2 separate regions of the Homo sapiens genome follow, and region 2 is linked to region 1. Evidence: chromatin contacts called from ENCODE POLR2A ChIA-PET data. All regions are on one chromosome and are shown on one strand. The core of a region is the stretch at or near the end of the contact, and the rest is flanking DNA. Distances in the headings are between cores, read along the strand shown.

Region 1 (4,086 bases), core at 970-3,469:
CAGAGGGAAGAATGCAACCCAAGTTACTTTTAAAAACAAAGCGAGCAGCAGGAAAGCTTAAGAAGCAGAGGCGCACCGGGATGCCAGCCTGCCCCAAAGGCCACGCGGGGGAGCATCGATGCACTGTCACCTTATTTAGCCTTTTCCACACCGGGGGCCAGGGATGGGCCCAGCAGCCAAGTGTAACCGTCAAACCGATAATTCAGAGAATCAAAATGAGCCCCAATCACACAGGCTGATTAGACAAATCACAAATTGGCAAGTAGCAACCTTAGCTGACCCCACTCCAAGCATTAATGCCCCAAACAAAGCTGCTTTTCCTATTCTCTGACACAACGCAGGCAGTACGGCGCCGGCCAGCCCAGGGCAGTGCTCCGATCACTGACAGGTAAGAGGCCAGGGAGAGGCCTGGCGCTCTGGTGCTGGCTAAGACTTCCCAGCACTAGAAACTGCACACTTATCTTCATTTGGCCACTGAACCTTCCCATCGGGAACCCCAGAAATGGACCGGAAACCTTTGAGTTGCTCAGGTGCCTCTAAGGCTGTGTTCTTACGAGAAGCCTGTGTCTAGCCCCTGAAAGGGACAGGAAGTTGGGCAGTTCATAAAGAGCAGCAGCTGATATGGTTGGGTTTGAAAAGCAGACGCACCGTACTCAATTCTGCCTGAGCCTGCTCCGTTCCCCTCACCCACAGGCCACCGCCTTCTCTTCCGACCCACTGAGCTGCACCCAAGTTCCGTCCTGAGGACAGAGGCTATGCAGGCTGGCCTCTGAACCAACCTCAGCTCCCCTGTCCTCTGCCCCATGGCCATTTGTCTAAAGATTGGCAGTATGACCTAGAGGTTTGAGCCAAGTGTTAAAAGTTCATTTTATAAAAAGATTTTTTTTCTGTTAAAAACAATGTGTTCTGAACAAGTCACTTCTTGACCCTCTGGAATGCCAGTCCCATCTGCTAGCGGCCTGGAGTGCTTCTCCACAGCCAAGGCAGGGCTCGTTCTGCAGGACGTGGTGGTGGCAGGCCCAGGCCAAGTGGCCAAGAGGAGGTCCTGCAGGCGGAGGTGAGGCCTGGGTCTTCAGAGCTGCAGGTGAGGCGATGGCGGTGGTGGCAGTGGGAGCCTATGCCCCCACGTCTATGTTTCCGCAGCACAGTGTGGTTCCTCAGTGGCTCAGCTTGGCAGAAGCAAACAATGGGGGGAGGAAAGGGTTAACCAATGGGGCCTGCGGACGGTGGAGGAAATGGAAAGGAAACACAGAGCAGGACAGACGATCCCTCACAGCCTCCCCGGGGCACCCTCCATGCCTGCTTTGAGCACCCACAGCCTGCAGCCCCCACTGCCTCTGGCTCAGTGACTCTGCTCAGGAAGGCACAAGGATGGGTGGGTACGCAGGACCCACCCAGTTTATCGACTTGGGTTTTGACTGCCCTGGCCGACTGGCTTTCCTAGTGGACTCTGCTATGTGTGCACGGCTGCCTATGGGCGCCGCTTCCTTCCTGTCTCCTGCCATCCAAACTGATTTGCCCACACTGGAGAATGGGGTGCCTCTTCAAAGACTCAGCTCCACCATCCCAGCTTCTGAGCTGCTGCGATGGGACGGCCTCTCCTTTCGGAGGAGTCAGGAGGCTGAGGGAGGTGGTCAGGGGCATGCTGGACGGCGCTGTCTATCTGTGATCCCCCACCGTGGAGAGTGTCAGAAAGCTCCCAGAGGACAATGGAGGCCACTTGGTCCAGGTCCCTGTCCTCCAGCAGCTCTGTTCTGTGAGGGAAGAAGGTGCGCCGTGTGTGCAGGGCACAGGCCGCCTCCTCGTTGGTTCTACGGAAGGCCTTCCTCCTCAGTGAGCTAGACTCCAGAGCCAGGCCCAAGGCTGCCAGGCCTTGAGACTCCATGGCGAAGATAGAGGGGCTGTCCACACACATGCCACCCACCTCCTTGGAGGGGAAGGCCCATCAGGACTGAGACACCTGCTGTGTGAGCCAGCCTGTGAGTGTTCAGATACCCAGAGCCCCAAGTGGGGCAGTCAGCACGGACCCAAGGGCCTGGCGCATATCTTGGGCCCTCACAGAAAGCAGTCTGTCCCTGGTCCAGCCACATCACTGAGCTCAAGGTCTCACAAGGGCCTAGCCATGAGAGTGAGGCCAGCACCTCGGAGTAGCGGAGGACAGTGGGGTGGGGCTGCAGGCCGGCTGTGAGCAGAGTGCTGGGGACTCTGGCACTGGGTGGTCACAGTGGTTGGTTGGTTCAGGAGAGGTGAGAACAGTCAGCTAGCTCTTGGCAACGGTGCCCAGCTGTGGCTCAGTACAGCAGACAGGAGGAGGGAGCCACACAGAGCCCAGCCCAACCCTGGGGAGCTATCAGTGCCGTTGGGATCCTGCTGGAGACTGCCCTGCCCGTCGGGGTTCACAGTGCCTGCCCGTGGAGGCTTCCAGGGTGCAACAGAACCCCTGAGCCCTCTTGATGCCCACCTCAAAGGCAACTCACCCCCTCAAGCTGTCCTCAGCCCAAGGGGGAGAATTCACAGTGTTCGGTGGTGGTAGGTGCGAGAGCTGCAAGTGTACAGCGTCTACGCTGCCGCCCGCCCAAGAGGAGCAGGTCCCAGTGCAGGTGGGGCCTTGGCATCAGCAGCTGGAAGGAGAGAGTTGAGGACAGCAGAAAGATCGGATGGCAAAGGCACAGTGAGACTAGTGGAGACAGGGAGTGGGTTGTTTTAGAAGATAGTGGTCTCATACTTGGTGCTGAGGCTCCGCTTAGAGTCTGGTTTGGGGTCCACAACCCAGGAGACACTGGCATGGGATTGGGCATCTTGGTCCATATCAGGTGGTTCCAGCTGCCAAACAAGGAAGCAGTCAAGAGTCAGAGGGAGCTCTGTGCCAGGGCTGGAGGCAGCAGGCCCCTCCCACCCCCAGGCCAGGCTGTGGCCCCTGTGCTGGGAGGGGCAGCCCTTATTCTCCTCGGCCAAAGAGCAGGCCCCTGGGGGCAGGCGGAGGAGGGACACCCTCCTGGAGCATCTTGGGGAGGGCCACCTCCAGGCACAGCTTCTCTCCGGGATTTCTTGGGATTGCTCAGTTAAAGGACCCCTGTCCTAGGCGGGCCTCCTGCTCTAAGCCCCAGACCCACTCACACTGGGCAGGAAGGGGATATGGGGCTTGCAAATGTCCAGCCTCGGGTCTCTCTGGTAGGCCCAGAGAGCTCACCCCAAGGCAAGACCACAGCAGTCACCCCAGACCTCTGGAGAGAGGACACACAACAGAAAAACAGAGAGGGCTGAAGCACACACAGAACAGGCAGAGGGCATCTCAGGAAGAGGGGAAAGAATGTCACACAGGCAGAGGGAGAGGCCGCCAGAGGCTAAGAGCGCTCACGGTCACTTCGGGGAGACTGACACACAAGACAGCAGGAGGCGTAAAGACCTTGACTCCAGGACTAACAGATGGCAGCGGTAGGTAGGAAGGACGGTGGGTGGTGCAGGTGTGACAGTAACAACAGCGACTATCGGGGGGCAGCGGCACCTGGGGTGCAGAGCAAAGCAGACACAGACACAGGGATGGCGCAGTTACTGGGGGCTGCCTGCAGGCCGCTCTCTGCAGCCCCTTGACGGCCTTGCCCTTGGGGGAGCCCAGCGAGGGAGGGAAACAGGAGCATGAGAGGCCCGCCCAGGCCAGAGGAGCTGCTGCCTTTCCAGGGGCGAGACCTGGCAGGGTTGGGGGACAATTAAGAGGGTCATTTCCCTGGAGGGCCAGCTTTCTGGAAGTGCCAGAAGACCCTCCTCACGCTGACCACCCTGAGCCCTTGAATCCCTGGGGCCAGGGAGAGGGGGATCTTGGCCAGTGGGGCCCACGTACTGCGGATTTCCTCACGCCGACCCGAGGCTTAGGCACCGGTTTGGAAGATTTTGTTTCAATCATCTCAGCTGCAGAGGCGCCCGTCGCCCTGGACTTCTGGGCCTGCAGGGCCAACTGATAGGCCACTTCGAAGGCCTGCCCCAGCGTCAGGATGATCTCGTAGGTCAGGTTCTGGGAGGAAGCAGATCACCACTTAAGCACCTGGTTCAGGAGCCGCTTCACACTGGATATGCCCTTCCTCGCAGGGA
Region 2 (4,086 bases), core at 812-3,311, 220 kb before region 1:
CCCAGGCTAGAGCGCAGTGGCGCGGTGTTGGCTCACTGCAACCTCCGCCTCCCAGGTTCACGTGATTCTCCTGCCTCAGCCTCCTGAGTAGCTGGGATTGCTGACGCGTGCCACTATGCTCGGCTAATTTTTGTATTTTTAGTAGAGATGGAATTTCGCTATGTTGGCCAGGCTGGTCTCAAACTCCTGACCTCAGGAGATCTGCCCGCCTCGGCCTCCCAAAATGCTGGGATTACAGGGCGTGAGCCACTGCGCCCGGCCACCCCAGCATTTCTAATCATCCAACCTACAGACACTCATGGGAGAGATACAAGAATGCTCATTAAGCATTGTTTATAATATGAAAAAATGGAGACAAACTGAGGCTCTTCCAGTAGGAAACAGGTATACCATGTCAGGAACCACTGTATGTAGCTGGAAAGATTTCACTTTTCCCACTTGTGTGCTCATGGGCAAATGTTTAATTCTCCAACACCTTAGTCTCCTCCTCTGTGAGGATAATGATAGGGTCTGCTCCAAAGGCTGTTTTGAGTGAAGAGTACCTGGTGCATAGTGCACTGCTTAATAAAAGTTGTGGGTGATCTTTGTTATGTTTATATGAACAGACATTGAAAGATATGCATACTACACTGGCATGTAAAAAAAGCAAGCTACAGAATGAAATGTTTGTCAAATACATGTGCAAAGATTAGGTCGAATTATATGAAACTAGTATTTCAGTAGGTCAAAACAATCAAGTGTCAGAAATTTCATATGGTTCAACCTGTTTATTTGTATACAGAAAGAATCTAGAAGACTCACAAACTGTTAACAGTGATCACCTCTCCAGAGTGAGGGGAGAAACTTTCATCTTTTTTTTTTTTTTAAGACAGAATTTCACTCTTGTTGCCCAGGCTGGAGTGCAATGGCGTGATCTCGGCTCACCGCAACCTCTGCCTCTCGGGTTCAGGTGCTTCTCCTTCCTCGGCTTCCCGAAGAGCTGAGATTACAGGCGCCCGCCACCATGCCTGGCTAATTTTTGTATTTTTAGTAGAGACGGGGTTTTGCCATGTTGACCAGGCTGGTCTCAAACTCCTGACCTCAGGTGTTCCGCCCGCCTCGGCCTCCCAAAGTGCTGGGGTTACAGGCATGAGCCACCGCGCCCGGCCAACATTATATTCTTCTTTACTTCAAAATTTTTTTGGGCCGGGTGCAGGGGCTCACGCCTGTAATCCCAGCACTTTGGGAGGCCGAGGCAGGTGGATCACCTGAGGTCAGGAGTTCGAGACCCACCTGACCAACATGTTGAAACCCTGTCTCTACTAAAAATACTAAAAATTAGCCAGGCATTGTGGCAGGCGCCTATAATCCCAGCTACTTGGGAGGCTGAGGCAGGAGAATCAGTTGAACCCAGGAGGCAGAGGTTGCAGTGAGCCGAGATTGTGCCATTGCACCCCAGCCTGGGCAACAAGAGTGAAACTCCATCTAAAAATTAAAACAAAAACAAAAACAAAAAAACAAATTTGGCCAGGCGCAGTGGTTCACACCTGTAATCCCAGCACTTTGGGAGGCCCAGGTGGGCGGATCACTTGAGGTCAGGAGTTCAACACCAGCCTGGCCAGCATGGCGAAACCTCATCTCTACTAAAAATACAAAAATTAGCTGGGTGTGATGGCAGGCGGCTGTAATCCCAGTTACAGGGAGGCTGAGGCAGGAGAATTGCTTGAACCTGGGAGGTGGCGGTTGAGGTGAGCCAGGAAGGATAGTGCCACTGCACTCCAGCCTGGGTGGCAGAGTGAGACTCTGTCACACACACACATACACACACACACCCCCACAAAAAAAAAATTACCACTAACATGTTTTAATTTTATAATAAATTCATTTTTATTTTTGTTTATTTATTTAGAGACGGGGTCTCACTCTGTTGCCTAAGCTGGGGTGCAGTGTCACGATTTCTGCTCACTGCAGCTTCCGCCTCCCAGGCTCAAGCGATCCTCCCACTTCAACCTCCCGAGTAATTGGGACTACAGGCATGTGTCACCATGCTCAGCTAAGTTAAAAAATTTTTTTGTAATACCAAAATTAGCCGGGTGTGGCGGCACACTCCTGTAGTCCCAGCTACTCAGGAGGCTGAGGTGGGAGAATTGCTTGAGCCCAGGAAGTCAAGGCTGCAGTGAGCTGAGATCGTGCCACTGAACTCCAGCCTGAGTGACAGATCCAGACCCTGTCTGGAAAAAAAAAAAAAAAATTCTTTTTTTTCATAGAGATGAGTTCCCATTATATTGCCCAGGCCATGGTGGCTCATACCTGTAATCCCAATGCTTTAGGAGGCCGAGGCAGGAAGAGCCCTCCTGGGCTCAAGAGATCCTCCTGCCTCGGCCTCCTAAAGTGTTGGGATTACAAGTATGAGCTACCACAGCGCAGCCCCGAATTTCTTCATTAACATTATATTCTTCTGTGTGTTTTCTTTTTTTAAACCAGGAGAATATATTGTCTTTAGGATAAAATTTAAAACAATAGGGATGAAAAAGGGTGCCATTAACCCAGTTATTAATTTGCCCTATTAAGTTGCTCTATAATAATATTCTTTTGCTGTTCACTGTTTGTGTGAGCATTTCTGGGTGTTCTACATTCCTTGAGGGCAGCAATGACTCTAATCTCAACCTTGACTCCAAAGATAGTATAATGTCCCCCATTCACTGAATGTTTCTGACTGACTCCTAAAGTCTAACTCAAATGCTCCAATGGTTTCCCATAATTTTCAGAGTAAAAGTTCGAGTCCTTCCACAGGCCTCCAGGCCCCATGTGACCTGGCCTGCTGCACCTTCTCTGACCTCATCCCTCTTGTTTACTTGCCTCCAGCCATTCTGCCTTCTTAATGTTCCTCCAGCAGGTCAGGCATATTCTTGCCCAAGGGCCTTTGCACTTACTGTTCCTGCAGCCTGGAATATTTCTCTCCAGGTCACTGCATGGCTCAAACCCTTTCCTCCTCCCTGTTTTTACTTAGATGACACCTTCTCAGGGAATATATATTCCCTGACCAGGTGGAATATCCTCTGATCACCTTATCTTTTGAGACTGGGTCTCACTCTGTTGCCCAGGCTGAAGTGTAGTGGCACAATCACAGCTCACTGCAGCCTCGACCGCCCTGGCTCAGGTGATCTTCCCATATCAGCCTCCTGAGTAGCTGGAACTGTAGGCGTGCGCCATCACACCCGGCTAATTTTTGTGTGTATATGTGTGTGTGTGTTTTCTTTTTTTTGCAATGTAGTTTTGCTCTTGTGCCCAGGCTGGAGTGCAATGGTGTGATCTCAGTTCCCTGTAACCTCTGCCTCCCGGGTTCAAGCAATTCTCCTGCCTCAGCCTCCTGAGTAGCTGGGATTACAGGTGCCTGCCACCAACATCCAGCTAATTTTTGTATTTTTAGTAGAGATGGGGTTTCAACATGTTGGCCAGGCTGGTCTCGAACCCCTGACTTAGGTGATCCACCCGCCTCGGCCTCCCAAAGTGCTGGGATTACAGGCAAGAGCCACCGTGCTGGGCCTAATTTTTCTATCTTTTGTAGGGACGGGCTTTCACTATGTTGCCCAGGTTGGTCTTGAATTCCTGGGCTGAAGCGATCCACCCGCCTCAGCCTCCCAAAGTGCTGAGATTACAGGTGTGAGCTACCCTGCCCGGCCTGATCACCTTATTTAAACCTGTAACCCAATCCTGCCTGACCTCCATGATCCCTACCCATTTCTGCTTTATTTTCTTCCATGTCATGTATCATCTTTCATCATATTGTACATTTCATTTAGTTTATTATCTGCCTCCTCTGACTAGAATGTCAGCACCACAAGGGTAGAAACATTTGCGTTTTTTTCACTGTGGTATCACGGGGCCTGGCACCTAATGGATGCTCATTAAGTATCTCTTGAATGAACTTAAACACTTCATGGGAAGAAGCAGACAAAATACAAAAGCCAGACAGAGATTGACTAAATCCCAGTGAGCATATTAACCTTACTGGGCTTCAGTTTTCATCTCTCTAAAAAGGGAGTCTTAGGAGAGGACCTATGAATGCCCTCCCCGACCCAGGACAGAACCTGCCACATAACAGCA

The links. ChIA-PET counts read pairs that join two places held with the same protein, here RNA polymerase II (POLR2A).
Region 2: POLR2A ChIA-PET joins it to region 1 with 10 read pairs in RWPE1. The contact joins two enhancer-like sites. POLR2A ChIA-PET finds 5 or more read pairs at or near these places in 2 of 52 experiments (OCI-LY7 and RWPE1).

What each region holds. Positions count from the first base shown.
Region 1 is chr6:35,085,689-35,089,774 of GRCh38, reverse strand. ANKS1A (ankyrin repeat and sterile alpha motif domain containing 1A) reads right to left here. Exons shown (of 24, transcript NM_015245.3): 22 at 3,839-4,009; 23 at 2,726-2,823; 24 at 1-1,169. The coding sequence ends at 1,166. Among named protein-coding and RNA genes, the nearest start is that of TCP11, 54 kb to the left of the region's middle. RefSeq lists enhancers at 656-1,481, 1,482-2,309, 3,048-3,548. Within about 2 kb of position 2,219, at least 7 of the 41 ENCODE cell types and tissues checked have a DNase peak (open chromatin) inside an H3K27ac peak, as active enhancers do.
Region 2 is chr6:35,303,291-35,307,376 of GRCh38, reverse strand. The region is part of intron 1 of DEF6 (DEF6 guanine nucleotide exchange factor); the gene reads right to left. Among named protein-coding and RNA genes, the nearest start is that of DEF6, 7.5 kb to the right of the region's middle. RefSeq lists an enhancer at 3,993-4,086. Within about 2 kb of position 2,061, at least 2 of the 41 ENCODE cell types and tissues checked have a DNase peak (open chromatin) inside an H3K27ac peak, as active enhancers do.